2 separate regions of the Homo sapiens genome follow, and region 2 is linked to region 1. Evidence: chromatin loops called from intact Hi-C (ENCODE). Cell type or tissue: PC-9. All regions are shown on one strand. Each heading gives the region's core, and the rest is flanking DNA. Links, peaks and the distances in the headings are about the cores only.

The links. Hi-C counts contacts between places; a loop is a spot of excess contacts. Peaks named below come from ENCODE experiments on the same cell type or tissue, not always from the same donor. Only the 100,000 strongest peaks of a DNase experiment are listed, where the experiment ranks them.
Region 2: a loop joins it to region 1, with 2.2 times the contacts of the local background. A loop is called at or near these places in 3 of 110 quality-filtered maps.

Annotation. Positions count from the first base shown.
Region 1 is chr9:109,241,634-109,257,658 of GRCh38, reverse strand. It overlaps EPB41L4B (erythrocyte membrane protein band 4.1 like 4B), which reads left to right. Exons shown (of 26, transcript NM_019114.5): 8 at 1,179-1,266; 9 at 1,435-1,523; 10 at 1,816-1,885; 11 at 1,979-2,148; 12 at 4,109-4,218; 13 at 6,148-6,178; 14 at 9,870-9,903; 15 at 13,977-14,041. Among named protein-coding and RNA genes, the nearest start is that of EPB41L4B, 71 kb to the left of the region's middle. In PC-9, for the core only: a CTCF peak has its summit at 7,943; DNase peaks (open chromatin) are centred at 3,568, 5,948 and 6,298; H3K4me3 peaks cover 1,736 bases; H3K27ac peaks cover 5,634 bases.
Region 2 is chr9:109,093,336-109,109,360 of GRCh38, reverse strand. TMEM245 (transmembrane protein 245) reads left to right here. Exons shown (of 18, transcript NM_032012.4): 2 at 791-908; 3 at 2,752-2,853; 4 at 15,770-15,886. Among named protein-coding and RNA genes, the nearest start is that of TMEM245, 19 kb to the left of the region's middle. In PC-9, for the core only: a CTCF peak has its summit at 10,473 (motif pointing left); DNase peaks (open chromatin) are centred at 7,270 and 10,910; H3K4me3 peaks cover 2,859 bases; H3K27ac peaks cover 5,963 bases.

The sequences.
Region 1 (16,025 bases), core at 3,345-11,344:
CTGCAAACAGAGCCTGGTTCTGATTTGTTTATTGCGGATGGGGGAGCCACCACTGTCTTAGTGACACCCCAGGGCATCCCAGGCACTCTCACATACCTGCATCTCTGGGACCTCAGGGCCTGAACCTTCTGAAACAAGCCCTAAATTTAGAAATATACCCTGTTGTATAGGAACATACATATTTGAGACCGTGTGCTGTACAGTGTTACATTTCAGGAAGTGTGATCATCATACCTAAATCCAGCAGTGTCATTTATCCCCTTTGTTTTTTCCCTCCATTCCCCCTGCAGGCACCACTTTCATGCCTGGACTACCAACGCCACCCCTCACTCACGGGTTTCCTAGATGTTAACCTTTCCTCCCTCCCATCCCATCTTCCCCAAACACTGCCTCCTCCAGGTCACCCTTGGACTCTGGAGCTTAGCATGACTTTCTCTTATCCCTCAGTCATTCTGAAAAGCTCCTGTGACTATTTTAGTGGAAGGTGGCATTAGTCCATTCTCATTGTGTAACACTGAAACAACGTAAATGTCTGCGGGTATGGCACACCCCACCCACACACTTACACATCCACTCTCCTCCCTGCAGGAAGCCATCATTGGCAGCCTGTAGTCTTTTCCTTTTGCATTTACATATACAACTTGTTTTGTTGTTTCCTTAAGTGATCATATTGTAAGCACTGTTCTGTGATTTTGTTGTTGTTGTTGTTGAGATGGAGTTTCAGTCTTGTTGCCCAGGCTGGAGTGCAATGGCACGATCTTGGATCTTGGCTCACTGCAACCTCCGCCTCCCAGGTTTAAGTGATTCTCCTTCCTCAGCCTCCCAAGTAGCTGGGATTACAGGCATGTGCCACCACGCCCAGCGAATTCTGTATTTTTAGCAGAGATGGGGTTTCACCATGTTAGTCAGGCTGGTCTCGAACTCCTGACCTCAAGTGATCCACCAACCTTGGCCTCCCAAAGTGCTGGGATAACAGGCGTGAGTCACTGCGCCCAGCCTGTTCTGTGGTCTTTCTAGTCAATTAACAGTAAGGTCTTGGGAATCTTTTTGTATTACTATAATTTGGCATCCCTCATTGCTTTAATTGCTGCATAACGTTCCATAGTAAGGCCGTGCCCTTCAGAATCCTGTGGGCTTACGAGTCGCAGTTTACATGTATTTCCATTGGTTTTTCTAAGGGGAAAGAGCCCTGCCCAGGCGGAACTCTCCTATCTGAATAAAGCGAAGTGGCTGGAAATGTATGGGGTAGACATGCACGTTGTCAGGGTAAGAACTGTGTGCGTTTAAGTAATTTGGTTTTGCTGTTACTGAAAAATGTATGAACATTATGCAAACAAAATAACTTGTGGTGAGGAAACTGTTTTTGCATTTTGCATTCTGCTGTGTGACGACCTGTTAGAACCCTCTACCGATTGTCACTTCGTTTGTTTGTAGGGAAGAGATGGCTGTGAATATTCTCTTGGACTGACCCCGACAGGCATATTAATCTTTGAAGGAGCTAACAAAATAGGCTTATTCTTTTGGTAATTTAGTTTTGTCTAATATTAAAAATGTCTTTTCCTATTTTGTGGTGGAATTCTATGTGATGGATGATTATTGAGGGGTATCTGCAACACCCAGATTCATCCTCAGAGCACACGGTGCTGCTGTTGTGGGTCTGTGGCAGTTGCGCTGAAACTTCTGGATAATCACACTTGGATGAATGTTTTTATTTTTTTTTTAGTCTAAGCTTTAAAAGTAGAAAGGAAACTGCTATTTGATGTGTAGATAGTTTTACTGCAGATTGTGCTTTTAAAATGCTTTCTGTCTGACTAGGCCTAAAATTACCAAAATGGATTTTAAAAAGAGCAAATTGACACTCGTGGTGGTCGAGGATGATGATCAGGTAGGCCTGGCTCCCATTTCTTCCCCCTTGCTGTGAAAATCCTGTGTTGGGGTTGCAAACGCCCACTCGAGGCCCTTGTGCTTCCTCTTTAAGGGACGTGAGCAAGAGCACACGTTTGTGTTCCGGTTAGACAGTGCCAGGACCTGCAAACACCTTTGGAAGTGTGCAGTTGAGCACCACGCATTCTTCCGACTGCGGACGCCAGGAAACAGCAAATCCAATAGATCCGACTTTATCAGGCTGGGCTCTCGCTTCAGATTCAGGTAGGGAGCCATTTCTGCAACACGGATCACGTCTTCTGAAGGAGGGCAACTGTGATTTCTTTCTTGTATGCGAATAGAGTAGTGGATTTGAGTCCAGAAACTTAGGTTGTGTGTCCCATCCCCACGTTTCTTAAGGTGAGTAACTGAAGCTCTTTTGACCCCCACCTGGTCATTGATAAAATGGAACTAATAACAAAATTGTTAATAACTGACATTTAGTCAGAGCTGTGCTGTTCAATACAGTAGGCACTAGCCACACGTGGCAATTTAAGTTAATGAATATGAAATAAATTTTACAATGTAATTCTTCAGTATCGCTAGTCATATTTCAAGCGGCCAAGAAGCCACATGTGGCTAGTGGCTACCATATTAGACAATATAGACACAGGACACAGGATCATTTTGGAAAGTTCTGTTGGCCAGCACTGTGCCAGAACTGTTCACACACCCTTAATAAGGTAGGTTGATTAACCCCATTTTACAGATAAGGAAACCAGGGCCAGAGGCATTACGCTTAAAATCACACACAGCCAGTAAGTGGTAGAGCGGAGATTCAACCCTGTGAACTCTGGCTGTTAAATTTCTAACTGCTACTGTATTGCCTTTTGCATGCCAATGTCCAGAAATTTGGGGTAATTAAGAATGAGAGCAGATATCAATGTGTAACCCAAGGTAGGATGAGTAGATATTTGAATCTGAAAAGAGCCTGAAAACATCAAGAGCTTATTCTGATATATTTTTGCTTATCATCCTAAGACCATTTTTCTCAAAGTGTGTGAAAACTTTCTTGGTGTTTGTTAAAAATGAGGACAACAACCTCATCTGAGACCTTTGCAGTCAGAATCTGTGGGTATGCATGTGTGTGTATGTGTAAGGCCTGGCAGTACGCATTTAAAATGTGCTCCCAGGGTTTTTGAGGCCTATTTACATTTGAGAATCTCAGTTACGATATCTAAAACTTCACATGGTTTCATAACCTCTACCCACACATGGCACATCCCTGAACTCTATTTAAATGCCAAAAGATTTGCTCATTTCAAATGTTTCTACTGTGTGAGGAAATAGCTATGAACTTCTGTTTAAAGAATTATTTTGTTTTAAATGCTCCAAGGGGTCGGGGGCGGGGTGGGGGGAAGACCAAGCTCTTTTTGAGAAACAATCAAATCCCAGGGTCCTGTGGAGGATGCAGAGGTTACCGGAGACACTCCACAGAATGCTGGTGTCTACTCGGAGTGGAGTGAGGCGGGAAGGACAGTCAGGGCAGTTGCCAAGGCAGGCTTTTCTCTCCTGGGAGGAAACTGCCCCAGGCTTAGTCCCAGACCATGTTCCTTTCTGCTCCTCTGGAAGTGTAAGAAGGAAGGGAGTTTGGAGGAGAAGAGGTTGCCCTTAGAGGCACACAGAGCAGGTGACAAATGGTGACTAAGAGCAACTGGAATGAAGCAGTTGAGGAGTACATCAGACGAAACCAGCAACCTCCTGGAATCTGCAGCCGGGTGTCACGTTGGTTGAAACCCAAAAAGCCTTAGTGAAATCAGTAATGTTTGCCTTGGCATAGCAAAGAAAGCTGAGACCTAGTTAAGTGGGTATTGATAACAGTCTTCTAAAAGATGGGTTAAATGTCTATGCAGTGTGTTCTGTGAAAGGTTATTTTATGTGAAAATCAATGTTCTCTTAATGAGATGTATCAAACCTGCTTGGTTTGTGCAGCCAAGTGGCTGGTACCTAAATTGCAGGTTTTGCCCTTTGGTGGAAATATCTGCCCCTGGACTGTAGCCTGGACTTGGCAAAGGAGATTTTATTTCCAAATGGAAGGTTAAACTTTGTGTTTCTTTACCCAAGTGAGTTCAGGCTAAGTTGAAACGTACGTTGGAGCTCTTGGAAATAAAAGTGCACTTTCAAAAACAGGTAATGTACTGAGATTCTGATATTGATAACACACGAGAAAATATTTACTTCCCAGTGGGCGGACAGAATATCAAGCTACACATGGCTCCAGGTTACGAAGAACCAGCACCTTTGAGAGGAAGCCTAGTAAACGTTATCCATCCCGGAGACATTCAACGTTCAAAGGTTGTGTGTTTTTCATTCTTTCTTGGAATTTTACATTATGCTTGAGTCATTTAAGCCCTCGAGGAGCTTGGTCAAGCAGCTTATGAAGAAAGTACCCGCAGTTCTCCAGTCTGGAGCTTTTGGAAAAATAATCCCAGTGGTGTTCTTTTAACGGGACCTGGCCACTTCCGCCATCCCTCTGTCATTAGTGTTTGCCGTGGATGTGTTCATTTATTTCTCCCCTTTCTCCATATTTCTTTCCATGTGCCTCTTTGCTTCTTTTAGACCTGGGCTCAAGCCCCGGTACCTCAGGAATATCACAGGGAAACACCTTTCTTGCCTATAGAAGATACTGTATCTCCATCATCTTGCAATTTTAAGTGTGGACATCAGGCCCATGCTAACTGGAATTCTGACCACGTACAAGTACATGAAGAACTTTTAGATATTCGGCTCAAGTCCCACAGTCAGTCCAAACTTTCCTCACCCTTAAATTTAGCCAGGCCCTAGAATGCCTGCCCCCTTCCCCTTTCCAAACCCCTTCAACCTTGTCCATCAGTTACAGCTGGGGCCTCATACCTGTATGAGGCCCGGAACACAGTACAACTCAGTCAGTGAATGAGCAAGCCAGGCTCATTTCTGTTGGATCCCAGCCTCCAGATCCCATCTTGTAGCTCTTCTTTCTCTACACTAGGTTGCTCCCCGACTTAGGACGCCCAGTTTGTACTCAGTGTTTGCTCTTTTATGGCAGAGCCTCTGCACTCCCAGCCTCCTGGCCCCTTCTGTACATGATTTCCTTGTGGCCACTCCATGCATTTTTCTTGGCTCAGGACTTAGTGGGCCTCCATGGGACTTGGTACCTCTACTTGTTCCCTTCTGGAATCTGTAACTTTGTGTTCCCCACCATTCTTTCCTTTATGAACCGATGGTGCAACAGCATGACTACCTGAAATTCTTAGTCACTCCCAGCTGCTTTAGTGGAGGGAAAATGCCCACAGCACAGGAAATAGTCCTGCCCTTCGAGAGAGGCCAGGGGATGGGAGCGTGTCCAGAGAAGGGCGATGGGTTGATGAAGGGTGGCCACAGCGCCCGGGAGGAAGGGGCCAGAACGCTCTCTGTTCTGTTCCATGAGGAGGATTATGCTGGTGTGTGTAGTCCACTGGTTCAGAGTTGTCCAGAAATAGCTCAGTGTAAGGAACAATTTTCCAAAGATCAAAAGAGCTGTCTCAAGATAGCAGTGCGTTCCCAGCCCCTACAGGTGTATACAGCACAAAGGGAGGGACCCCCTGGTGTGGCTGTCACAGAGGGAAGTGGACGTCCTGTGGTTTGACCCCACCAGATGGCTTTAGAGATCTGGGCCCCAGGGTCTGTGATTCTTTTCCCCCTCCCTCTTTTCTCTCCCTTATTTCACTGACTTTTTTCCAGCCAGAGTTCTAGCATCTTCTTTGTCAAGCTTTTAATGATTTTCCCTGCCACATCTATCCTTTTAAAAACAAAATGGAGTGTAAGCGGCTAAGCTGTACCTCATTCCCAGGGCTCTGTCCATGCAGGCCCTCACGGCGTCCCCGAGGCCCCTCAGTCCAGACCCATGCTTATATTGCATCCCTGATCACCGTGTGCTGTTTTCCCTTTTACCCACTTCTCTGTATCTGCCTTTCTCTGTCTCTAGACAGGGAACTTCTTGAGAGCAGAGACTGTGTCTCTTTGTCCCTGCCTCCCAGAGCGCCCAGCCCTGGGAACCTGCTGAGTGGATGGTTGCTGAGTGAATCAGAGGGAGGGGTAGTTTACTCTCCCTGAGGAAAGGAGAAGTAGCCACCATGCAGTTCTGCCTGGGTTGGAGTTGGAAAGGCTCTGTGATGGTAGAAGTCTCGCATGGCCATTATCTGTCATTGCATGGTGAAAGCGATAAAGTTCTCTAAGATGTCATAACTTTCTGTTTTTCCTTTATAGCAAGCAACCCAGTGATAGCAGCCCAGCTCTGGTGAGTGTCCTTGAGCTCTAGAGCACAGCTCTCCTCTCTAAGGATCGTATTTATTTGCAATGTTGACTTTTTCCTTACTACAGTGAAATCAGGAAGTGTGTCATCTGGTAATTTTTTTCCCCTTTTTCTGCTGCCTGGCTATTCCATGCTCATGGCTTTCAATAAGTACACAATATAATGTTCCAAGACAGTTTGGTTTTTTTGGCAAACACAGCTGCTTTGTTTGAGTAGCTGTGTGCTTTGTTTATGATAACAGTGGGTGGGAAAGGTAGAGGCCTGTGCGCAGCACACTGTGCTCATGGCGTGGCAGGCAGTGCTGGGAGAGGAAGGCCTTGCTCGCGAGCAAAAGCTGGACGAGAGCAGATGCTAGATTTGCTCAGTGACGTGCAGGTTTTACATCATAGAAGACATTAAACACCTTTACTGAAATTCCTGCAGGAAAATGAACTTATCACAAGAGTGAAAATTGCCAGCACAGGATTCAGCAAACATTTTCTGTAAAGGGCCACATAGTCCATGTTTGAGACTTTGCAGGCTCTGCTGTGTCTTTCACAGCTACTCACCTCTGCTGTTGTAGCTAGAGAGCCGCTGTGGAAAATATGTAAATGAGCGAACGTGACTGCATTCCAATAAAACTTTACTTATAAATATCAGTGGACCAGATTTGGCCCAAGGGGTATAGTTTTTGCAGGCCTCTTCCCTGGCACAGGTGTCCAGGGTCTTGCCTGTATAGTAGAATGATCTGGTGAGCATAATTATCTGAAACATCCTCCGCAGCCACACCCCAGGCGCATTGAATCAGTCTCTCAGGGTGGGACCCATATAGCTTGTTTTTAAAGCTGCCCAGGTGAGTCTGCCCGGCATATACCGCTCTTGCTCTCTCTGAAACAACTGCCTGTCTTATGTGAGTTTTGGCTTGTTGAGTAGACAAGCTGTCATGTGAGAGAACCACAGACTTGCATTGTTTGGACCTTTGGTCTGAACTGCAGCCGCTGGTAGGTAGGCCAGGTTCATTAGGCTCTCAGTCATCCCAGGCGCAGGTCTCAAGGCGGCTGAGAGGGTGGTCTTTGAGATGGGCACAGCTTGACTGTGCCATGCACTATCAGTCAGGACAGTTGGCAAAACGTGGCACGGGGTGGAGCGGGTTGCAGATACCCCGGTGAGCGAGGAGAGCCCTGGCTGAGGCATCAGGAACCCTCCCTCCAGGTACCAGCTGTGTTCTAACCCAGCTCTGGAGACTTAGGCCTTCCTACTTCTGGGCCTCCGTTTTCTTTTTTGCAAATCAGGAGGTTGGGCTAGATCAGTGTTTTTCCAAACTCTTTTACCCTCTGATTTTCACCCTCTAGAAGAAACCTGATGTCAAAGCCCAAAATACAGAACAGACAAATGTGGAGGTCCTCCGGATGAAGCCGAGTGGGGAGGGAGAGGCCAGTTCCTGCCTGCTCTTCTGCCACTCCTCCCACCCCGTAGCTCCAGGGCACCTTCAAGGAACCCAGGGTTCTAGAGAACACAGCTGGTCCCTCATATTACACAGCTGGAAACTCAACCTCGCATCTCTGATTCCAAATCCTACTTTCAGCGTCATTCTGCCTTTTGTCTCTGGGTTTTGTTCTCAGCATCTGATGAAGGGGCTCAGGGGTCCTGTTGAACTGCTCTGTGTCGCCCCCTGCCCCGGAGGGTGGGAGGAGGTTGCAGTATTCTGGATGGGTTAGTTGTAGGTCCCTAGATTCACCCCATTTTTAGGATCCTTCTGGCAGATAGTATGCCAAATGGTATCTGTACCTTTCTTAGCTTGTCGGGGTGTCTTGCTTTTAATTCTCTGGGGCTTGTAAGTTACAGCCCCAATTTCTTTACTTTGCTCTCTAAGGTAGTGATTGTTTTGCTTGTTTCTCCCTAATAAAATTACATTTTCCTCCCAGCATCTAGTGGAGATTATATATTGGGAACCAAAACAAACTAAAAAAAAAAAAAAAATTCTGCCCAAAAAAAAAAGCCCTGATAAATATACCCTTTAGGAACAAATGAGCTAATAACTGCTGTTCGCAGCTGTTCAATTGCTCTTCACAGCCTGTGGGATCCCAGGGTGAGTAGGATTGCTGTGGGAGCCGTGGATGAAATTGTGCTCTGGGCTCCAGAGGTACTACTAGAAAAATAGCACCTTGCGGAACGCTTAACTTACCTGATGAAGTCCAGCCAGAGGTGATCTGGTTCAGAGCCTAGCTCTGTGTACTGGTCCTCCCTGAAAACCAGAACACAGAGCCATTTAGACCCCAAGCAAGACTTATAACAATGATCTGTTTGCCTCTCAGTGTTGGAGAAGCCAGCAATAACACTTGATTTCAAGCACACCTCCTGGCAATAATGATTGCCTGCTCTGTCCATATATATACATATATATATATATATATTTTTTTTTTTTTTTGAGATGGAGTCTCGCTCTGTCGCCCAGGCTAGAGTGCAGTGGCGCAGTCTCGGCTCACTGCCAGCTCTGCCTCCCGGGTTCACGCCGTTCTCCTGCCTCAGCCTCCCGAGTAGCTGGGACTACAGGTGCCCGCCACCACGCCCGGCTAATTTTTTGTATTTTTAGTAGAGACGAGGTTCCACCGTATTAGCCAGGATGGTCTCGATCTCCTGACCTCGTGATCAACCCTCCTCAGCCTCCCAAAGTGCTGGGATTACAGGTGTGAGCTACCACGCCCGGCCTATATATATATATTTAGCATTTAAGATCTCATCAGCCAAGCACAGTGGCTCATGCCTATAATCCCAACACTTTGGGAGGTTGAGGCTGGAGGATTGCTTGAGCCCAGGAGTTCAGGACCAGCCCGGGCAACATGTGAGATCTCATCTCTTAAAACAAACAAAAAGATTCCATCGAAATAGGATCATGATGAGGAGCCCTGAGCCTTTTCTCAGTCCCTCTAAGAGCCAAGTTGGTTTAGCAGAAAGAAGACAGGCTTTAGGATTCTGCAGATGTTGATTCTAGCCCTGGCTCCCACTGACCAGCCAGGCGACCCTGAGCAGGTTTCCCAACTCTCTGTTAGGCAACTGTTCCTTTATCTGTAAAACGAGGTGGTCACATTTGTTGACCTCATAGCCTTGTCGTGTGGATTAAATAATAACAGATGTGAAGTTCCCAGTACAGAGTCTTGTCTGGAGAGAACATTCCAAAGTGGTGGCCAGATTATTGACAGTGGTTTTAATAGCAAGGGGACCCACATGTGGCTCCCACCACAGTACCCAGTGGGAGATGCTCAGGAGGGATCGGTGCCTCCCCCTGCCGTGGGAAGAGGCTCTGCGCATCACTGGAGCTTCTGGTGCCGGTGCTGTGAGGTCTCCCAGCAATGCCAGGGCAGGCCTGAAATGGGAGTAAAATTACTTGGTTTGCCCAACTGAAACAGGACCTCATTTTTGTCACCAAAATATGACATTGAGACTGCATTCTGGAATATTTCCTACTGTTTCTGTTTGTGAGCTCTAAAAGGACAAGTGAAAGTTGCTGTCTGGGGTTTTCCTTGTTATATGTTCATTTTAAACAGCCAATAACCAAAAAAAAGTCATTATGTGGAAGTTCCTATTAGAGTATGTAGCACATAGGAATAGTTCATGATTGTTAAATAAATCATTAATAATGCCACTCTACAACCTATTTTTCTTTTTTTTTCTGTTTTTTGTTTGTTTGTTTGTTTAGCTCTAAAACAAATCCAGAAGTCCATAATTACCAGGTAAGATACTGCTTTTAAAGGTTTTCTTTAAAGAAGGAAAATTTTAAAAATAAAATTTAAAAAAAGGTTTTTGTAAAGTTTCTAAATTTTCCATAATGAGCAGTCATCATATTTGTAATCAGATTTTGAGAAAATAATAACAATATTTGTTTTTTTGAGAAAATGGTAAGAGAAGAGCCCTTTCCTTCTGACCCCTGCCACTTCTTGGCCATCTGAACTGCCTGTTTTTCTTAACCTTGTCAACTGGCAAGCATCAGGGACATATGTTTAAGTTTCTGGGTGGCCACACACAGCCCCTTAGTGGCATTCAAGTGAGGCAGCTTTTGGTCAAAGTGTGTTTTAGGCCTAGGGAACATGAGTCCCTTGAGATGGGCTTCCAGGAAAGGATGTTTTGGTCAAATGTTTGGGAAATGTCACATCTTTCATTCCCCTTCTTGGATTTTACAGTGTCCACTGAGGTATAAAAGTACTGAGAAATCCTGCAAGAAAGACATGTTTTATTTTTTTAAATGTATTGTTTCCCCAAATTATTTGCGAATTGCTCCCCTCTCACGCCCCTGATTAAAAAAAAAAAAAAAAAAACTAGTCTTGAGCTGGCACGGTGGTGTACATCTGTAGTGCCAGCTATTTGGGGGAGCTAAGGCGAGAGGATCACTTGAGCCCAGGAATTCAAGGCTGCAGTGAGCTATTATCATGAATACCACTGCACTTCAGCCCAGACGACACAGTGGGAACTCATCTATTTAAAAAGACAAACACTAGCCTCAGCCCCTTCATATCTTTTTTAAAAAAACGCTAGCCTCAACCCCTACCATTTTTTGGTAGTGGTGAACTCATTAACACGAATAGATACATGGTTTCTAGAACCTGCTTTGTAAAGCACTGTGCTAGGTGATGTGCTAGGCCCATTGCCTGCAGGAAGGAGCACAGGTACGTTTCTATGGCTGGCGTCTTGCTGTTTCTCAGGACGGCCAACCAGGGCCTGTGCCGCCTGCCAGCTCACCCATGCCTGGTAACATGGAAGGTGTGGTTTACAGCTCAGCCTGGATCAAGCACATTCTTCCTAAGCCACTGTGGGTGGCTCTCTCTCTGGCCATTCACAGCCTTGTACCACCTGGTTCCAACTTCTCTATTTATTTCTCACCACTCCCATCACGCTCCATATGTTCAACTCACAGGGAATTGCATAATTGTTGCCCCATAATTTCTTCCCACCATTCTTTGCCCGTGTTTGTCTGCCTGGAATTCCTTTGCTTCCTATCAGTATATTAAAGTATCTCTCAAAGACCAACTCAGAGTTGGCCACAGTGGCTCATGCGTGTAATCCCAGCACGTTGGGAAGCCAAGGCAAGAGGATCACTTGAGCCCAAGAATTCAAGACCGGTCTGGGCAACATAGTGAGACCCCATCTCTATTTTTAAATAATCCTGGGTTCAAGTGATTCTCTTGCCTCAGCCTCCCAAGTATCTGGGGTTATAGGTGTATGCCACCACGCCCGGCTAATTTTTACATTTTTAATAGAGACAAAGTTTCACCATGTTGGCCACGCTGGTCTCAAACTCCTGACCTCAAGTGATCTGCTCGCCTCAGCCTCCCAAAGTGCTGGGTTTACAGGTGTGAGCCACCGTGCCCGGCCAGGGTTCTTGAATCTTGTTATTCACTGATTGTTTTTTGTTAAGGGGTTTTCAGGTGTGAGTAACTGAAAAGTTGTAGAGACAGGTAATTGATAGGTGATCAGTGCTTGAAGGAGAGAAAAATTTTAGAAAAGCAAAGCAGCTGAGCACTGCCTGTGCCCTCTCCGCATAGCCTGTAGTGTGTTCTCACTGTGCGTTTTCTGCTTAGAGTGAACATGAGGCGATTGTTGAAATCAGATCTACTGAAACTCATCTAGGCATTGTTATCGCAACATCATTGGCAACCACGGGTCCTTTGGACCTTGCCAATCTTAGAGGTCTTGTGTTCTATCAAGGGTTGGGAATAAATTGACCGGGAAGAGAACGTCCTGAGAAGTGGCCTGATTGGCATGTGAATACCGTGAAGGGTATTTGAGAGGATGGTGTTGCAGCATTTATCTTATTTCAAGCACTGCAAGGTCAGCCAGCTGCAAAGGATGGATCTCTGTGTTCTCAATGAGGACGCTGTTGGCATTTGGGGAGGGAGAGTTCTTCATTGTTTGGGACTGTCCCTGGAATTGCAGGATGATTAGCTTCCCTTTTCTCTCTTACTATGACAAGCAAACATGCACACAGTCATTTCCCATTGTCCTCCAAGGGATATGAGTGTACCAGTTGAGAACCAGCTGGGTTAACACTAAAATACTCCTTGACAGTTGAGAATGTGAATAAATTGCCAGAGGAGACCAAGGAAGTTTCCAAAATCTTTTTCCAGGTCTGTGGCTAAGGTTCCCACCTCTCTCTCTGATGAATCTGATTTGGTTGTGTTTAAAGCCAGAGGAAAACATAGAGGGTCCAGTTCTAGGTCAGCCTTTCTCTATTGTTGAACAGCCAATGAATGGAACCTCATTCTGGGCCTGTCTATGTGATCAAAACACCTGGAACAGTTAGACTCTGGGCAAATCATCTAAACTCTGTGGGTTTCTGTAGCCCCTAAAGGAGAAATATGCAGAGATTGCAGCAGGGAGATGCTAAAGCCCTGGTCAGCTCCCAGATCCTGCTACTGAGGTATTTTCTCCAGATTCCTTTTCCTGCAGCATGTCCTTCCGGGGGCTGCAGAGTCTGCTTGCTGACAGGCGTCTTTGAAGGAGAAAGGAAAGGCTGCTTGAATACAGAACAGGCAGGGAGGGCATCTCAGGTCCATGAAAATGGAACGAACAGAACTGCTGAGATTCTCTGTGCCAGAGAGCAGGCCACTGCTTACTAAGCAAAGTATCCTGAGAAGGAGGGGAAGAAATAATTAAAAGAGTAACAGTGGCAAGACTGTAGTGACTTAAATGTCAGGAGGGCCTAATTTGCCCCTTAGGAGATTGAGCCTTGAGAAGCCCCTGACTTCTGCTGATGTCTAGGACCACTGCCCTCTGCAGGCCAGAAGTGGAAAGGCAGGCTGCTACCTAGCCGGCTAGGGCTGCACCTCAGTCCGTTTGTGAGTACAGGGTCTGTGTTCTCTTCTTAAAATGGACAACTTCCTTCAAAATTAGCGGGGTGTGGTGGCACGTGCCTGTAATCCCAGCTACCCAGGAGACTGAGGCAGGAGAATCGCTTGAACCCAGGAGGTAGAGGTTGCCAAGATACTGCCATTGCACTCCAGCCTGGGTGACAGAGTGAGACTCTGTAAAAAAAAAAAAAAAAAAAAAAAAAAAAAAAAGACAACCTTCAACCTCCTTCCTTCTCTTCTTTCTCTTTCTTCCTTCCCTTCCCTTCTTTTTCTTTCTTCTCTCTTTCCCTACCTGCCTTCCTTCCCTCCCTCCCCTCATCCCTTCTTCTCAAACTCTCTCCCTCCCTCCTGTTTTATCAGGATGATAAGCGCTCTGGATGGTTTTGTTTGTTTTGGTATTTTGTTTTGGATTGCATTTTAGAAGATTATTTTTATTGCATAAACCAGAGAGAAAGAAAAAACCTTCACCCACGGCCCTGCTGCTTCACTTAGCATCCCTGTCCAGTCCTTGTCTGTGTGCAGATGTAACTGTTCCACATGGTCATTGTCATTTTCAGCAATGACAAAAATTGTTTCTGAAGAGAGAAGTTGCCTCCCACTCTCCCCATCTCTCTGACACCTTCCGCCTCTTCCCTTGGGAAGATGAATACAGCTTGTCTCTGGTACTCCGGACGACCCCCTTCAAGGCCGGTGTTGTCACCTTCTAAGGGCAGCTTCCCAGCCCCTTCACAGGGAGCCGCCTCTGGAGAGGGCAAGAACCGGCACTGGGTGCCAGCCCCCAGCCTTTGTCAGAGGGGGAAACGTGATCGTCCTGGGAAACATCCACCCCCTAGCCAGGGTCTATAGCCTTTCCATTCTTAGTCCCCCAGCCCCTCGGGTGGATGCCAGGAACAGACAAAGCGAATGAGGACCATTGAAATTAAAAGGTCATCAAATAATCAAGTTTGGTGTTTTATTTCTAGCCTCAATATCATCCTAATATCCATCCCAGCCAGCCCCGGTGGCATCCTCACTCTCCAAATGTCAGGTAAGTGCTGGTGCTTCCAGAGCTGCACCTTCGAAAGCTTTCCTTTCTCTAGAAAAGTTCAGATTCTGCTTAGTTAGGAGTAGAAAGTCTGCATCAGAAATAACCCTTAAGGGATGCATTGTCATGGCCGAGATGAATAAATTTTCAAAGCAAAGGTAGCCAGTGATGTGTGTGGATGTATCAAAGGTATGCTTTGTGAAATAAAAAATGAATTGATTTTTTAAAATCATTCTGATCTCATATATTCTTGGTTTTTAGTTTTGTGTTCAAGATGTTACTGAAAATTTCTAAGTAACATTTTTCTGTCCTGAGAATTTGTTTACTTTAAATGTGATGAAAGCTTGGGGATTTTGTTGTCATGGGGTTTTTTTTTTTTTAAGGATTTTTTTTTTTTTTTTTTTTTTTGCGGGGGTGGGCTGGGGGAATGAGTTTGCTTTTTGTGGCAATAGATATTTTTTCCCTAAACTGAGGGGTCAATAAACTTTTTCTGTAAAGGATCAGACAGTCAATATATTCTGCTTTGTGGTCGCTGTCACAACTCCTTAACTCTGCCATTGTACTTTGAAAACAGCCCTAGACAATCCATAAATGAGAGGCTATGGCTGTGCTTCAATGAAACTGATTTAGAAAAACAGTGGGATTGGGCCGAGGGCTGCCATTTACCAACCTTGGCCCCAACCTACCATAATCCTTTCTAAGCCAACTGGCATCTGCTGGACTGTGTTTATAGTTAGGCTTGACAGGTTTTTTGTTTTTTTTTTTTTTTTTTTAAGGCTAGCTTTGTGAAAGCAAATGTTCCTTTTAAGATTTGAATTTTAGATCAGTCTTAATTGGTGTTTATGTGTGAAGCTATTTCAGAAACATAGTTGGCAAGTTCAGTTTGCATAAAGGTGAGGTTGCTAGCCTTTCTCTGAGAAAGTATGGAGAATAAAATGCTGGAAATAAACCCACTTAGAGCAAGGCCAAAAAAAAGTTTGTTGGGGAATTTTGTAACCCCAAAGCGTGATTGTTTATAAACACTTGGTAGTCACTTAACTTTTTAAAGCAGATTAGGTTAGTGGAGTAATAATTCTAAATCTTACTGTATTTCAAAGGTGCTTTATTCTTCAGACGTAAGAAACAGAAGAGATTTCTAGAAACGCTATTTTAATTAACATTGTTTTTACAAAAGTTTGTGCTTATCATTGCCTGTTTTATCATGTTAGTTTCCTTCTGAGGCATGGCCTAGAAGCAGGCCTTCTGAGGAAAGCCGTAAACAGTGCCTCTCTGGGGTGGGCCTGCTGTTGGCAGCTTTAGTGTCATCTGGAAGCTTGTTTAATGCAAATTCTCAGCCCCACCCCAGACCTACTGGATCAGAATCTATGGGGTGGGGCCCAACATTTTGTGTATTTTCAAGCTCTACAAAGATACCCCATGAAAACAGAGTTTGTTAGTCCAACACTTTTGGCAAATGCTGCCTGAGGCATTCATGGTGCATGCTGGCATGCCTCCAAGCAGCCCTGTAGTAATGGAACATTTTCCACCTTCACTTAGCTTTCTCCAGACGGACTTGACCCATGAGACACCCTTTGAGAAATGATGACTTGACCATAGACAGACCCTTGCTCTGCTTGGAAGTTCATAGGTGATCTGCATCTGAATTTTTAAAATTCTTACTAGGAAATCCATTCATTTCCATTCATAGCCATCCCCATTCACATGGCTCATGGTTCCCCCTGCCCCATTTCCTTTGTGCTTGTGTTGTTTCACTTACATTTCTGCATTTTCTTCCATTCTCCCACTAACCATTCGCTCTGCAAACAAAACAGGCCATCCTTTCAGGATGACAGGTCGCATTGGAAAGCATCGGCCAGTGGAGATGACAGCCATTTTGATTATGTCCACGACCAGAACCAGAAGAACTTAGGAGGGATGCAAAGTATGATGTATCGAGATAAACTCATGACTGCACTTTGAGAGACTGAAGCATCTCTCTTCCATTCAC
Region 2 (16,025 bases), core at 3,737-11,736, 150 kb after region 1:
TGGATTATGTATTCCCTCTGTGTTTTATAAATGTTCTATTAAAATATGAGTTTCTGTGTAGGCTACGCTGGTTTCTTTTGATGCGTCTTAAGCTCTAGGGTCATTTAACTTTAGTGTAGGAAGAACTGAAGAGGGTATCCTGGCTGATTCTTCTGTTCTGAAGTCCTGCTGTTTGTTCCTCTAATAATATTTTTTTCAGGCACACTTCTTCAGCTGGTGCATCATAACTCTGGATTAGGTTCTAATCATTTGTTGCCTAGATTATTTCAGCAGGGTCACACTTCAGCTGGCTGCTTTCTTACTTTTACAGAGTTATTTCCCCAGTAACAAGCATATTTTATAAGCTGAAATAGAATCTTTTAACCTGATTCTTTTTGGAAAGCTTTCCTTTTCTTGTTTTTTTCTTTTCTTTCCGTTTCTTTTCTAAACATTGATCAACAGAGAAAACTGTAGGAATTCCATAAGATTAGATTCTTAATTTAAATCCATGGTTTATGCTTTGAATATTTTATCTCAAGCATTTTTGTGTATAAGATGGGTTTTGAACTATGTATCTTTTGTTAAACAACTATTTAATATTACTACATGAGATTTCAAATGCCTAGTATTTCAAAACTTAGGTTCTCCAAACGAGGAGAACCTAGGTACGTTTCTTTGACACCATCAACCTTCATCTTTTCTGTGCTATGTCCAGAGCATTCCTGCTGTATAGACACTTACAGATTTTGTATAATTGTATGTTCATTTTCACGTGTATAGATTTTACAGCTGTGTCTTTCATTTATTTAAGATCTGGACGTTGGTGGTTGGCTATGTGTTGACTGTTTCATTCAAGTGGAATGCAAGCACTGAACGCTACTTGAGAGCAGTTTCAATTCCTGTCTGGATTATATTGCTTTTTCATTTAGGTGGGTTCCTTCTTTTTTTTTTTTTTTTTTTTAAGTCTAGCCTAAGGTCAGCAGAGGCTGACTGTGTGAATGAAAGTGAATTTTTTGTAGTGTCATATGTTGCATTTAACATTCTTAATCTTTAGAAAATGTTATGCTTTAATCTTTCATTAAATTTTAATGAAAATGATGTGCTTTAAAATGTCTTTAATTATGTTCATTTTCCAAAAGGTCCTTTTAAAAGTCAATACATCTTAAAAAGTAGAGCACCCTTGGATTCTCATATCATTTCTGAGTGTCATACTTAGGGGAAGATATAGATAAGCAGTCAACGATAAGAGGTGCTCAGAGACATGTGTGAGAACCAGTTAAAGGAACTAGAGATGTTTACTCTGGATAAGAGGAGGGAACTGGGGCTCTAGGGTGGGAAGGAGATAGAGGTAAGGAGGATATAAGACATGAAAGCCTATTTCTAATATTTGAAGGACTGTCCTGTGAAAGAGTGCTTTAAACAGATCTCTGTAACCATGAGGGAGAGATGTCAGAGTTGTGAGTTAGCTTCAGAGAGACAAATCTCTTTTCCACATAAGGATGATTCATGTCAGAGCTGCTCAGAGTAATGGGTTCCCTGTTATGTTAGCTGGGTGGCTGCTCAGATGTTGATTTTTCAGCGTGGTACTTATGGTTGAGACTTTCATCTCCCAAGTTTGAGCCAATGGAAACACTAAGTTCTAATTTAACAACACAATTCAGTAACCCAGAGCAGCAGATAGCCTTAAAGTAGTTTCTAGAGCTACTACTTATTGTTAAAAATAAAATAAAAAACAGCTATGTCTCTGTCTTCGTTTGATGTCAAACAAAGCATTATTCTCTAGCTTTGTTGAGTTGGAATGATAGAGGAATTTATCTGCAAGAACCCGTATGTCAGATATGACTCATTTTGAACTCAGGGAAGGCAGAGGAGGGAGGCAGGCAGGCAGGGATGTTTTATGAGGTTCTAGGTGGACTCAGGGAAATGGTTATGGGTAGGGACCTGTTTCTTGGTGACTTGTGAACTTTTTTTTTTTTTTTTTTTGAGACAGAGTCTCACTCCATCGCCCAGGCTGGAGTGCAGTGGTGTGATCTTGGCTCACTGCAGCCTCCACCTCCTGGGTTCAAGCAATTCTCCTGTCTCAGCCCCCCAAGTAGCTGGGATTACAGGCATGTACCACCACGCCTGGCTAATTTTTTTTTTTTATTTTTATTTTTAGTGGAGATGGGATTTCACCATGCTGGCCAGGCTGGTCTCGAACTCCTGACCTCAAATTAGCCACCTGCCTCAGCCCCCCAAAGTGCTGGGATTACAGGTGTGAGCCACTGCGCCCAGCCAACTTGTAAACATTTTTGCATTATACACTGAGGAGGAGACATTGATGGTTTTGCTGTGCTCTTTTGGGCCATTCTCTTTCTTGGGAGAGAAAGTTCACGCCCGGTGGTATTTTCAAGAAACCAAGGCAGACTTTATGGCTTTGAGATCTATGCCTAATTCTGGTCATTCTGGGGTGAAGTAGATGGTTTGAGTTCGGGATGGTTTTAGACCTTTGGTATACGTTACAATAGACTCTCTTTAATAGAACCCCATTAAAGGTAGGCAGGCATGTACCCTATCCATTTGACCAGGGGCCTCTGAGAGCAGGGATGAACTTAATTTTGAGAAATCTTGAAGTTTATCTAATGGACTTAAATTTTTTTTTTTTTGCCTGATAAGTAATTCTGTAACTAATATATATACCAGATTGTTCTGTCAAACTACAAAACTGAGTTTTGTAAAAACAAGTACTAGGTTTTTATTTCACTAAAAATGTTAATTCTTAATAATTTGCAGCATCCCTGGCTGGCTCATGGAGAATTCCAGTATTCCTGGTTATTGTTTTCCTGATGTCTGTGGGTACCCTCTATGAAAAACAGAATGGAAAAGAGTCTTCTGGTAAGAAATAGGGCATTCTATTAATACTACTCTTTGAAGTATTTTGGAGAGTAGCTTTTTAAAAAATGCTATGATGAAACAGCTTTGAATCTATTTAAAAACCTATGATGGTTTCTGAGTGGAAAATAAATTGTTTAAAATATTTTAGGTTGTTAGACCATGATTTGTTTTGGTATTATTTTATTGAGGCATGTATAACTTAAAGTTAACCATAAGCCATTGTATTTTAATTTTATTAAAATATTTTATTTTTATAAAATAAAATATTTTTATTTTATTTTTTAGTGACAAGGTCTTGCTCTGTTTCCAGGCTGGAGTGCAGTGGCACAATCATAGCTCACTGTAACCTTGAACTCCTGGGCTCAGGGGTTTTCCAACCTTATCCTCCCAAGTAGCGAGGGCTACAGGTGCAGTAATCACGTAAAAATGGCCTACAGGCCGTGCGCAGTGGCTCACGTCTGTAATCCCAGCACTTTGGGAGGCTGAGGCAAGCGGATCACGAGGTCAGGAGTTCGAGACCAGCCTGGCCAATATGGTGAAACCCCGTCTCTACTAAAAATACAAAAATTAGCTGGGCATGGTTGGCATGTGCCTGTAGTCCCTGCTACTCGGGAGGCTGAGGCAGAAGAATTGCTTGAACCCAGGAGGTGGAGGTTGCAGTGAGAGCCGAGATCGCACCACTGCACTCCAGCCTGGCAACAGAGCGAGACTCCGTCTCAAAAAAAAAAACAGGCATACAATATGTCACAATGTTGTGCATCCATGACCTGTATCTAGTTCCAAGACATTTTCATTACCTCAGAAAGAAACCCTGTACATATATCAGTACTTCATTCCTTTTTATGGCTGAATAATATTCCATGGTAAGAGCACACCACATTTTGTTTATTTACTCATCAGTTGATGGATATTTGGGTTATTTCTACCATTTGTCTATTGTGAATAGTGCTGCTATGAACTTGTGTGCAAGTATTTATTTGAATACACGTTTTCAGTTCTTTGTTTACCTATGAGTAGAATTACTGGGTCGTATGGTAATTCTGTGTTTAATTTTTTAAGGAACTGCCAAACTGTTTTCCACAGCAGATGTACCATTCAGATTTCTACCAGCAGTGTATGAGGATTCTAATTTCTTTGCATCCTTGCCAACACCTATTATTTTCCACTTTTTGATAATGGCCAGTCCAGTGGGTGTGAAGTGGTATCTCATTATGGTTTTCATTTGCATTTCCGTAATGACTAATGATGTTGAGCATCTTTTCATTTGCTTTTTGGCCATTTGTTTCTCTTCTTTGGAGAAATGTCTATTCAAATTCTTTCCCCTTTAAAAAAAATTAAATTGTTTGCCTTTTTGTTGTTGCGTTTTAGGAATTCTTTACATATTCTAGATACTAGACCCTTATCAAATATATGATTTTTAAATATTCCATTGGTGGGTTGTATTTTTACTCTCTTGATAGTCTCTTTTGATGCAAAGAAATTTTTTTGATGAAGTCCAGTTTATCTACTTTTTCTTTTATTGCTTGTGTTTTTGATGTCATCTGACAAACAATTGCCAAATCCAAGGTCGTAAATACTTACCCTTAAGTTTCCTTTTAAGAATTTTATATTTTTATCTCTTATATTTAGGTCATTGATCCGTTTTGAAATAATTTTTGTAAATGATGTGAGGTAAGGATCCAACCTCATTCTTTTGCCTGTGTATATTCAGTTCTCCCAGCACTGTTGAAGATGGCCTTGGCACCCTTGTCAGAAATCAGTTGACCATATATATATGGGTTTATTTCTGCCCTTTCTGTTGTGTTTCACTGATCTATATGTCTCTCCTTAATGTCAGTTAACACATTCTTTTGATTACTGTAGTTTTGAAATTGAGAAGTGTGAGTTCTCCAACTTTGTTCTTCCTTTTCAAAATTGTTTTGACTATTTTGGGGTCCCTTGCATTTCCATATTTATGATCAGCTTTCCTGTTTTTACAAAAAAGCCTTTTGGGATTTTGATAGGGATTGCATTCAATCTAGAGATCACTTGTGGGCGGGGGGGAGCATTGCCATCTTTACAATATAAAAAGACAAAACCACAAAAACCTTACAATTTATGAGCGTGGGATGCATTTCCATTTATTTCGTTACTCTTTAATTTTTTAGTGTTTTTTTTAATTTTAAATTTTAATTTTTGTGGCTACATAGTAGGTGTATATATTTATGGGGTACATGGAATGTTTTGACACAGGCATGTAATGTGTAATAATCACATCAAGTAAAATGGGGTATCCATCCCCTCAAGTATTTATCCTTTGTTATAAATAATCCAATTATACTCTTAGTTATTTTAAAATATACAGTTAAATTATTGACTATAGTCACCCTGTTATGCTATCAAATACTAGGTCTTACTCTTTTTAATTTTTTTTTTCTGTTTTTGAGATGGAGTCTCGTTCTGTTGGCCGGGCTGGAGTGCAGTGGCATGATCTCAGCTCACTGCAGCCTCCACCTCCTGGGTTCAAGTGATTCTTCTGCCCCAGCCTCCCGAGTAGCTGGGATTCCAGGCACCCGCCATCATGCCTGGCTAATATTTGTATTGTTGTAGAGATGGGGTTTCACCATGTTGGCCAGGCTGGTCTCGAACTCCTGATCTCTGGTGGTCCGCCTGCCTTGGCCTCCCAAAGTGCTGAGATTACAGGCATGAGCCACCACGCCCTGTCCATTTTTTTAAACTTTTTGGTACCTATTAATAACCACTTCCAGCTTCCCCGTACCCTCTCACTATCCTTCCCAGCCTCTGGTAACCATCCTTCTGCTCTCTATCTCTGAGTTCAATTGTTTTGATTTTTAGATCCCACAAATAAGTGAGAACATGAGGTGTTTGTCTTTCTGTGCCTAGTTTGTCTCACTTAGCTTATATGGCCTGCAGTTCCATCCATGTTATTGCAAATGACAGGATCTCATTCTTTTTTTTTGGCGGAATAGTACTCCATTGTGTATAAGTACCACATGTTCTTTTTCCATTTATCTGTTGATGGACATTTAGGTTTCTTCCAAATTTTGGCTATTGTGAACAGTGCTGCAACAAACATGGGAGTCAGCAGTGTTTTGTAGTTTTCTTTGTATATGTCTTAGACCTTTAATTTATTCCTTATTCTTTTTGATACTATCATGTGGAATTGTTTTCTTAATTTTCCTTTTGGATGGTTTATTGCTGCTGGGTAGAAATACAACAGATTTTTTGCTTGTTGATCTTGTGTCCTGCAGCTTTGCTGAATTTATTAGCTTCAGTAGTTTCTTTGGTATATTCTTTAGGATTCTGCATATGTAAGTTCAGTCATCTGCAATAGGGATAGTTTGACTTCTTCCTTTCTAATTTGCATGCCTGTAATTTATTTTTCTTGCCTGATTGCTCTGGTTGGAATTTCTAGTACAAAGTTGAATAGACCATGTGCTTTTAAAGATTATTTTGAGGTACCCTGGCTGTGAGTGACCTATATCTGCAAATAGTTTGTTAAAGGTAGAGGTCTCTAATGAGTTGTAAGTGGGGAGGTTGTCAGGATATAGTAGTGGTCCTCAAATCATCAGATCAGACTTCTGGTTACCCAGCCGTGTGGAAGCAGCTGTGACTGGAGAGGTAAATCTGAACACAAAGCTTCTACAGTTGACCAATACTTTACTCCTTGCTTCTTTCTGATGGCGATAATAAACTCCAAGAGCAGATTACTAGCTGCAGTATGTTTTAAAAAGAATTAATTTCTCAGATAATATGTGTGTTGCAGTAAAGTTAGGAAATACAGAGAAACAAAAGGAAGAAACTAAAAATCACTCAAAATCTCACTGTCTACAGATTATACCAAAATGTTAACTAATAGTTGTTTTGCCTTTAGGCTTTTAAAAACACAAAAAAACTAGATCACAGTGAACATTCTGTTTTGTAACCCACATTTTAAACTTAATTATGTCATGAGGAACTTTCTGTGTCAATGAATACACTTATAGAGCATTATTTTTAACATCTTCATTTTATTCTCATCATGAGGCTGTTTGTGGTACTCTGGTGTATTTGTACAGGTACCTTGTAAAAGTTTTTAAAAATTAATTTGCTTTTTATTATTTTATTTGATAAATGAGTAATATCTAACAATTGTAAGCCATATTTTTATTTGTAAATATATATTTAGAATTTTAAAATTCCTGAAACAAAGTAACCATAACTATATATCTCTCTGACAGTGGAAAATAGGGAAGATTTTATTTTATTTTATTTTATATTTTGGTGTCTAAGTTTTCTTTGTTCAGCCTGTCTTCCTGGTTATAATCTGTTAGACTCTGTGGTTATATATCTGACTAGTGGAAGTAAATTTCCTGTTTTGGCAACTGCTGTAGAAAGCTTGGCAGTTTCGACTTGTTTTTCTGGTTAGTTTTATCTCCTTTGTTTTCTTTCACCTAATGGCAAGTGACTCAGACAGTTCTGCTTACCCTTTACCTCTTATGCCAGAATGGTTTCCCCTTTTGACTGCTTTTGTCCAGGGCCAAGTAAGTAATTGTTATAAGAATATAAGTAATGCAAGTCTAAACCAAAGGTTGTGGTTGGGTTTTCTCTACGGTGTAAATTCTAGTCATCTCATGACAGCAGCCTAGAAAACTGTAAGGGTAATAAGACTTCTAAGACCAATTTTTGAGCAAGGGGAAAAAGAAGACCATGGTCGATTATGAATACTAGCCATAAACTTAGAGTAGTGATGTGCTGATATGCAAGCCAGATTGCTGTTATTTGTATTACAGGCTATGACAAGGAAGGAAATCACAGACACACAGAATAAATGTTGAGTACAGATTTGGAAATCTTGGTTTTATTTATTTTGTTTAACTTTCATTTCAACCTGTGTCAAGATAGGTGATTATTGATCTAGAATCCCTTTCTGGACTTCTAGTCTAAATAATCCTCATCATAAAATAAATCTTTTAAGTGTTTCTTTTTCCTAAATTTCTGAGTATTTTTTTCTTCTTGCCCCTAAGAACATCGTTTCTTTTTAAGAATCAGAACTCAAACCATCTGGTGTGTAATGGGACAGCCCTTCTCTTGTACTTACAGTCAGTTTCCTGCTGTAGATGTCACTGTAATATAGGTAGGTACAGGAATGCTTTAGTATACTGCCACAACAGTGTGTGCATCGGCTCTTTCCTTGTCATTTCCAGTGTCCCGTTGTATCACTTGCTCTTGTTTTCCAGTCACTTGTGTGGGTATCTTTCTCTATGTCTTCTGAGCTTTGAAGGTTTTGTGCTGTGGTTCACTAGACTCACAGAATTAGTCCTGGATTTCATCAGAATTCAAAGCCTGAGTTTGGTTCCTAGACCCAGAGTACTCTTCTATTTATTTATTATTCTTATTTTATTTTGTTTTTAGAGACTAAGACTCGCTCTGTTGCCCAGGCTGGAGTGCAGTGGTGGTGTGACCATAGCTCACTGCAGCTTAACTCCTGGGCTCAAGCAGTGCTCCCACCTCCGCCTCAGAAAACTCTTCTTGTGGATCATTGCTGAGTTAGTTTCAGTGGTTGCTTCTGAACCCAAGGGTCTTACTCAGTGGTTTTCTCTTAGACCTGAGAAGTTCTAACATAGTATTTCCCAAAAGCTTAAGATAATAAGGGAAAAATATTTAAGTGCCTGTCATGAGCCAAGAACTTTCAAGTGCTTTTAAATGTGCTATCTTTTTAAATCCACAAGCAAACAAAACAGAACTCAAACAAATAAATCTTTGTAAGATAGATGGTATCTTCATTTACAGATGAAGATACTTCTAGAGATTAACTGACTAGCCTGCAGTCACACAGGTGACTAGTGGAGCTAAGATTTAAACTTAGGTCCTTGGCCAGGCATAATGGCTCATGCTATAATTCCAGCATTTTATGAGGCCAAGGCGGGAGGATTGCTTGAGCCCAGGAGTTCAAGACTAACCTTGCCTGGTCAAGATAGTGAGACCCTGTCTCTACAGAAAATAAATAAATACATAAAAATAAAATAAAATAAAAATTAGCTGGGTGTGGTAGTGTGCATCTATAGTCCCAGCTACTGGGAGGGTTGAAGATGGAGGATTGTTTGAGCCCAGGAGGTCAAGGCTGCAGTGAGTAGTAATCATGCCACTGTACTCCAGCCTGGGCTACAGAGGTGAGACCCTGTCTTAAAAGTAATAATAATGATAATAAATAAATAAACATAGGTTCTTGACCCTAAGCCCAGCGTTCTTTCCCCTCCCCAGGCTCTTTGAGTAAGTGTCAGTCATCCTGAAAAAGTATTGAGTACTCATCCTTCTTGCATCAGTTGTAGTTGTCAGCTCCTTCAGTTTTCCATATTGGTCCTGTTGACTTAACACAACTACATGACCTAGCTTCCTTGCCTCCTAGATCCCAGAAACCTTACTTAGTAGAAACCTTATGGCTTAGTCTGTTTTGTCCTGCTGTGACAGAGTAACACAGACTTGGAAACTTACAATGAACAGAAATTTATTGGCTCACAGTTCTGGAGGCTGAGAAGGCCAATGTCAAGGTGCTGGCATCTGGTGAGGATCTTCTTGCTGTATCATCACGTGGTACAAGGGCGAGCAAGAGATGGCTGGGGCTGAACTCACCCTTTTATAATGACATTAATCCTACCCATGAGGGCTGAGCCCTGATGGCCTAATCACCTCTTAAAGGTCCCACCTGTTAATACTGTGGTAACGGCAATTAAATTTAACATAAGTTTTGGAGCACAAACACTCAAACCATAGCACCTGGAATCCACGTTCAGTATGTTCCCTTGGCGTCTGAGGAAAGAGGTACACTAGCATTGTTATCTCCTATAAGTAAGGCTGTGTTAGACTCTTTAAAAATACTCTTAGTTTTTTTTAAGCAGTCTAGTGAGATTGGTGTTATGCTTATTTTACAAATGAAGAAACTTAGGCTCAGAGAGCCATTTTCTCTGAGTATAAGAAATTTCTTCAAAAGTTAGTGAAACAATCATCAGATATATCTATAATAGCCTGGATACCCAGCCTGAGAAGTACCAGCAAGTACAGCTGAGTGCTGTTCCTCCTGGCATTGGTAATTGTTTGTAAATGACTAGAAATGTCTTTGCAGAGATGAATCCTGATAGTTGCCTTACTTGTTTTGGGATAGCATGAGATATGAGTGAACAAGTTTGGTTCAGTCAAGCCCAAATTGGAAAAAGGGAGCAAACCAAATGTTTTACTGCTCCCCTCCCAGTCCCCACTTCTGATACTGCAAGTTAAACAGGCCTAGAGAAAAGTCTACTGGTCCATCTCCAGGCCCTTGTGACGTGATACTAGAAGCCATTGAGAGGGAGTTGTATTTTCCACATTAGTAATGGAAACAGAAGCCTTCTTCAAAGGGAACTTTGCAGGCTGGGGAGGTGTTATTTGGTATGCGGTGCCTGCTTCCAATAAGCATGTTTGGATGTATTTCTGGTAACTGCTGCTATCCCTGTGAAAAAGAATGGAGTGGATCAAGAAGTATCTCCTTATTTAGACTGGATTTAAAGTATATTTACCCATGCTTATTAAAAAAGTTAGTCTGCTCATCGTTGAGTTGTTGTATTAACAGACACTGTCTGACCTGTGGTCTCTTTCTTGTGTGCCGGACTCTGAGTTTCTGCCCCCTGGTGCTAGGCTGCTAATGTCAGTAGCATGCTTGTTTGGATTTGTGTAGATCCCTGTTATTTGGCTTCTGCTTAATGCTGGCCCTGTCTCTGGGTAGATTGATACCTGAAACCTTGGATGTTCTTTCCTTTTTTTTCTTTAGTCCTTGAGTCCCAAGATTATGTTCCCTTGTTTATGTGCCTATTTTTAGCTGTGGCTTTTAAATACAATACCATTCTAATACCACAACTTGGCCAAGATTCTCAGTCCTGGCATTGTTCTGTTCAGTTTATCATCTCCCTGCCTGGACTGTTGTTTTTTGTTTTTTTTTTTGGACTCTGATTCCAGGCCAATTCCTTGTGGTTTTTGAGGTGCTGAAGGGTATCATTGAGACAGAAGTCATTAAAATACAGATCTGTTGGATAAAAGCAGTTTGCCAAATCTTATATTCATAATTTTCAAATACTTTGTTTATTTTCTCTGTGTGCTACTCCTTTCATGCTTTTGTGAAGTCTGAGGTGCTCGAAAAATGTGCTGAGTCATTTGTGTATTAACTAGAAAAATAGTGCAGTTTCCATTGATGTAGCTAAGCTTTACTGCATATTTACTGCATATTTTAGTGCCATTAGCAAGTTGGAGAGTTATTCCTTAAGCCACAGTTTTGAAGATTTAATTGATTGGGTTTAGCTTTTTCTCGAATCTTTCAGTGCCTACTCTACAGATACAAGATATTTTGCTTAGCTCTGTGGAGAGATCTAAAAATGTCTACTAAGGGAAGATAGATGGCTATACTATAAAGTAGAAAGGGGAGGAGAGGTACAAAGAAATACTACAGAAGGGTTAGTGGCTTCTGCTTCTAGTTTATACTGTCGAAGCCAACAGATTGATATTGATGATGATGATAGCTAACATTTATTGAGTACTTCCTACATACCCAGCATTGTTCTAAACTTTATTTATTTATTTTTCAAGACGGAATCTCTCTCTGTCGCCCAGGCTAGTGCAGTGGTGCCATCTTGGCTCACTGAAGCCTCTGCCTCCCGGGTTCAAGTGATTCTTCTGCCTCAGCCTCCCAAGTAGCTGGGATTACAAGCATGCGCCACCATACCTGGCTAATTTTTTTGTATTTTTAATAGAGACGGGGTTTCACCATGTTGGCCAGGCAGGTCTGGAACTCCTGGCCTCAGGTGGTCTACCTGCCTTAGCCTCCCAAAGTGCTGGGATTACAGGTGTGAGCCACTGTGCCCAGCCAGCATTTTATATGTATTATTTCACTTCATTCTCAAATGAGATACGAATTTATGTAAGCCTCATTTTTACACATGAGGAGACTGGGACATCTCGACGTTAACTAACTTGCCTATAGCCATCTAAGTAGTAAGAATAGACCTGGGATTTGAACCTGGGGAGTCTTCTTTCCTCACCTGTGCTTCCAGCCACTGAATTGTGCTGCTTCCTCATAGCAAATGTGAGACCTTCTATGCCCTGGTCCCAACCTCCCTCTGCATTCTTACGCCACTCTGCTCTTCTCATTCACACTATCTTCCGGTCTTATTGAACTTCCTAGAGTTCTTTGAAGAGGGCACCTCTGCTTTTTCTTGCCTTTGTGTCTTCATATTTGTTTTTTTGTCTTCCTGAAACACTTTTCTACCCCTGCTCTCTAAGACACCAGTCTCTCAGGAGCTTCCTCTCCAAGATAGAACTGTTCTGTCTTCTTTATCTAGCTTACTTTTGTTAAAATGGATTTAAAGGATGGCATCTTTCAATATTCTTGTCAGACAGCTCCTTTGGAAACCCTTCCCAGACCTCCCTGCATGGATTTGATTTCCACGCTGCTCCCTAACAGTTTACACTTACTTTACATTAGCTCTTAAGTATCAGACTGAATTTGAGACCAGGGGCTTAGTCTCTTATATCAGCATATAGCCTAGTCGCCTATTTGGTGAATGAATGCTTAGTAGGCATTTAGAAATGTAAGATAAAATGCAGCTGAACTGAAAGTCCATTATTTGAAGAGCTATCCAATGATCTTGTTATTTTGCAAAAACCATCAAGGGACTTACTTTTCTTACAGTGTCTCAAGATGAGTAACCATTTAATTAAATTACTTTTGAAGAGGCCAGTTCAGTAATTAAAGACCCTTGACTAGTCTGTAATCTTATGTAAGAGAGAATTCTTAATTTTTAAAATTTTTGACCTGAAGGTCTTTGTTTTTGTTTTTCCTTTTTCTACTGTACTGTCCCAGGCCATTAGGTGTTCCCAAACTTTGCTCTTGAGTGGGGCCTAAGAGATCCCTCCTGGGTGTACTGCTGCAAAGCTAAGTCTTGCCCCATCTCTGGTGTAGGTCAGTTTGTTTGTGGAACTTTTTATTTTTGAGACAAAGTCTCACTCTGTCACCCAGGCAGAGTGCAGTGGTGTGATCTTGGCTTATTGGCATGATCTCAGCTCAATAATACGATCTCGGCTCACTGCAACCTCTGCCTCCTGGGTTCAAGCGATTCTCCTGCCTCAGCCTCTTGAGTAGCTGGGATTACAGGCGTGTGCCACCATGCCCAGCTAATTTTTGTGTTTTTAGTAGAGACGGGGTTTCGGCATGTTGGCGATGCTGGTCTCGAACTCCTGGCCTCAGGTAATCCGTCTGCCTTGGCCTCCCAGAGTGCTGGGATTACAGGCATGAGCCACTGCACCCAGCCTGTTTGTGGAACTTCTATCTGAAAGTCTAAAAATAACTCTAATATGCCAAGAATCTTCATCCAGCTCTGCTATATATTCTCTACCTAACCATAGTCTGGAAACCGGGATACCTTCGTCTCTTTGATTCCCTTCATTGCTTCCTCATCAAGTGTGGTCCGCTTTGACTCTTCTACGTCTCTTTAACACAGCCGCTTTTCCCTGTTTCCCCTGTTGTGGCTGTAGACCACACTGGCATCATGTCTTGCCTATAGTACTGCAACAACTTTTCTCCATACGTTATAGGTCCCCTCTAGTCTCTTTTTCTCCAGACAAGCAAGAATGGTCTTATATCTCAAATGGATTATTTATTTACAGGGTGGTGAGAGGGGTGAGAGGCAGTTGAGTGTGGTTATAAAAGGTCAACACGAGAGATCCTTATAGTGATGATGCTGTTCTGTATCTTGTGTCAGGGGAAACTGGACAAATTGTGGTACACTGGGATTATTTCTTGCAACTGCATATGAGTATACTTTTATCTCAATAAAATTTCAGTGAGAAGAAGACTACTATCCTGTTTGAAACTCTTCAGTGCGTTCTTCTTCCTCTTAGAATAAACACTAAAGTCCTTCATGTGGTGTTCTGTGATCTGCATCATCTGGCTTACCTCTCCAGCCTTGTTTATTTGATACCAGTTTCTTACTAGCTGTCTGTGTTCCAGACACACTGACCTTCTTTCACTGTCTTTAATATGCCGGGTTCTTCTCACAGCTTTCCTTCTGCCCAAGATATTGTTAGGATGTCACAAGATACCCAGCATTTCTTTTTATAGCAACCATAATTTCTATACACACGTTTATTTGTGTGGTTATTTAATTCATACCTTTACTATACTCCCTGGGGGCAGGGTCTGTGTCTTTATCCCCAGCACACAGTACATGTAAGAAATGAAAGACACTGTTTTTCTCTGTCAGCCCTTTCTGTCTTATTGGCATTTCAGGAGGACCTTGGATACACAGGCCAGGAGAGTAAGGTCCTAATCCAGAAATCTAACTTAGGCTTTCCTCTCAGACCATGAGTTTGAATTTCTCTCATATTGAGAGATACGATACCCTATCTAAAAATGAACTCTTTCAGGTCACAGGGGCATTTATTAGAGGAGGGACAGAGTATGACTGAGCAAGGTGAGTACTCTTATCCTGATGTCTGAATCTACCAAAGATCCACCTCAGGCTCTGGCTTGCTGCTATCTGGGAGAGGGCTAGCTTTGGATATTTGGGTATGTGGAGTTAATTAACTTGGAGCTGAAATTCATCGGCTTTCTGAAGGATCATGGCTCTTTTCATTGGGGTGACAGAATCCTATGTTGCCATACGGAGTCTTGGCCTACCAAAAGTAATGTCTCAGTTGTATGAGTGTGGGTGTATGATTTGGTGACTAGGAATTGCTAGTGTTCTTAGTTGTGAACAATAGAATCTACCCCAGGTAGTTTAAATAAATAGTAGGAGGTATTGGTTAGCATTTACAATTTTTGCACATGGAATTTCTGGAAAGACCAGACAATTAATCTTGGAATCTGACACAGGTGGAAGCAGTGCAATCAGGAGAAATGCTCAGTGACACTGAAGGACTGTTTGGGCAGAGGGCCACGGCTGCTGCTGCTCGCCGTGAAGTTAGAGATCAGACATCAGAACTTCTGCTAAGTTGCTGCGGAAAAACCATATGCCTTCCTGACTGACTGTGTTTGATACAAGAGCTCTGGCTTTCAAATTACAGTGTGCCACTTCAGGCTCTCAAGTCCTGCACAGGTGTACCTGCTTGGTAGAAACTGTGTCACATGTGAGACCTCGGCTGCAGGGGAATCCAAGAAATACAATTTTTTTAGCTCTCCAGTCTAGTGTGCAAGAAAGTGTGCTAGAACCCGATGCTATGTGAGCTATTCTTCCTTGTCTGCTATAGAAGGTTAAAGGTTGACAGACTTCCTTTGCCAGTGAATGTTTTACTTGAATTTAGTGCAAATGATTGAGCTTGGTACTACCTATTAGGAATTTAACATGGAAATATATAATGTGAAACAACGTCATGATGTTCCTTTAGATTTTCAAGTGGTGGATTTTGCCTGTACTGAGTTATGTAATTTATAAATCTATATGGTTTTGCATAATAGCCATATATTCGCATACTCATTTGTGGAATGTTGTTATGACCACCAATTGTGGATTATCTCGTACTAACATGAGACCTAGTCATACAACATAGCCTAAGACAGTCAGATCAGGGAGCTCACAGACTTGATGTGGTAGTGTTTTTCAATAGAAGTATGCATTAAAATCAACTTGTTAACAAATGTAAGTGTGGGACTCCAAGTTTACATGTGTAGTGTCTGCCACATCCACCAGCATTAAGTTCCCAAAGGAGGAAGGTATACAGAGAGTCAAGGGATTTGCTTTTTTAGCACACTTTCATGTCAATTCTTAATGGTTCTTCCTTGGTGAAGAACCACTTATTCAGTGGGTCAGTAGTAACCATTTTATTTTGTTGTTGTTGAAAATGTTGGACTGTGTTTAAATTTGCAGCCATTATTTCCTACTTTAAAGAGTTTTGAAAATGGATGCTTCTTTTACAGGGGCAGAGTTACCAGGGCAGGTTATCTCCATGGCAGCTTCTACTCTGGCAAACTTGGCCATCTCTATCACAGGGTATGAATCAAGCAGTGAAGACCAGCCCTCCACTCAGCCTGCAGGTGACTGATGTTCTGGTGACATTCAAGGTTATTCTGGAAAATGAAATGTACATAGAAAGTAAAATTCAGGACACCAGCATCACAAAATGCTACTTACTCCTGCTGATCCTTCATTTATTCTCTTTGGTTCCTATTTTTA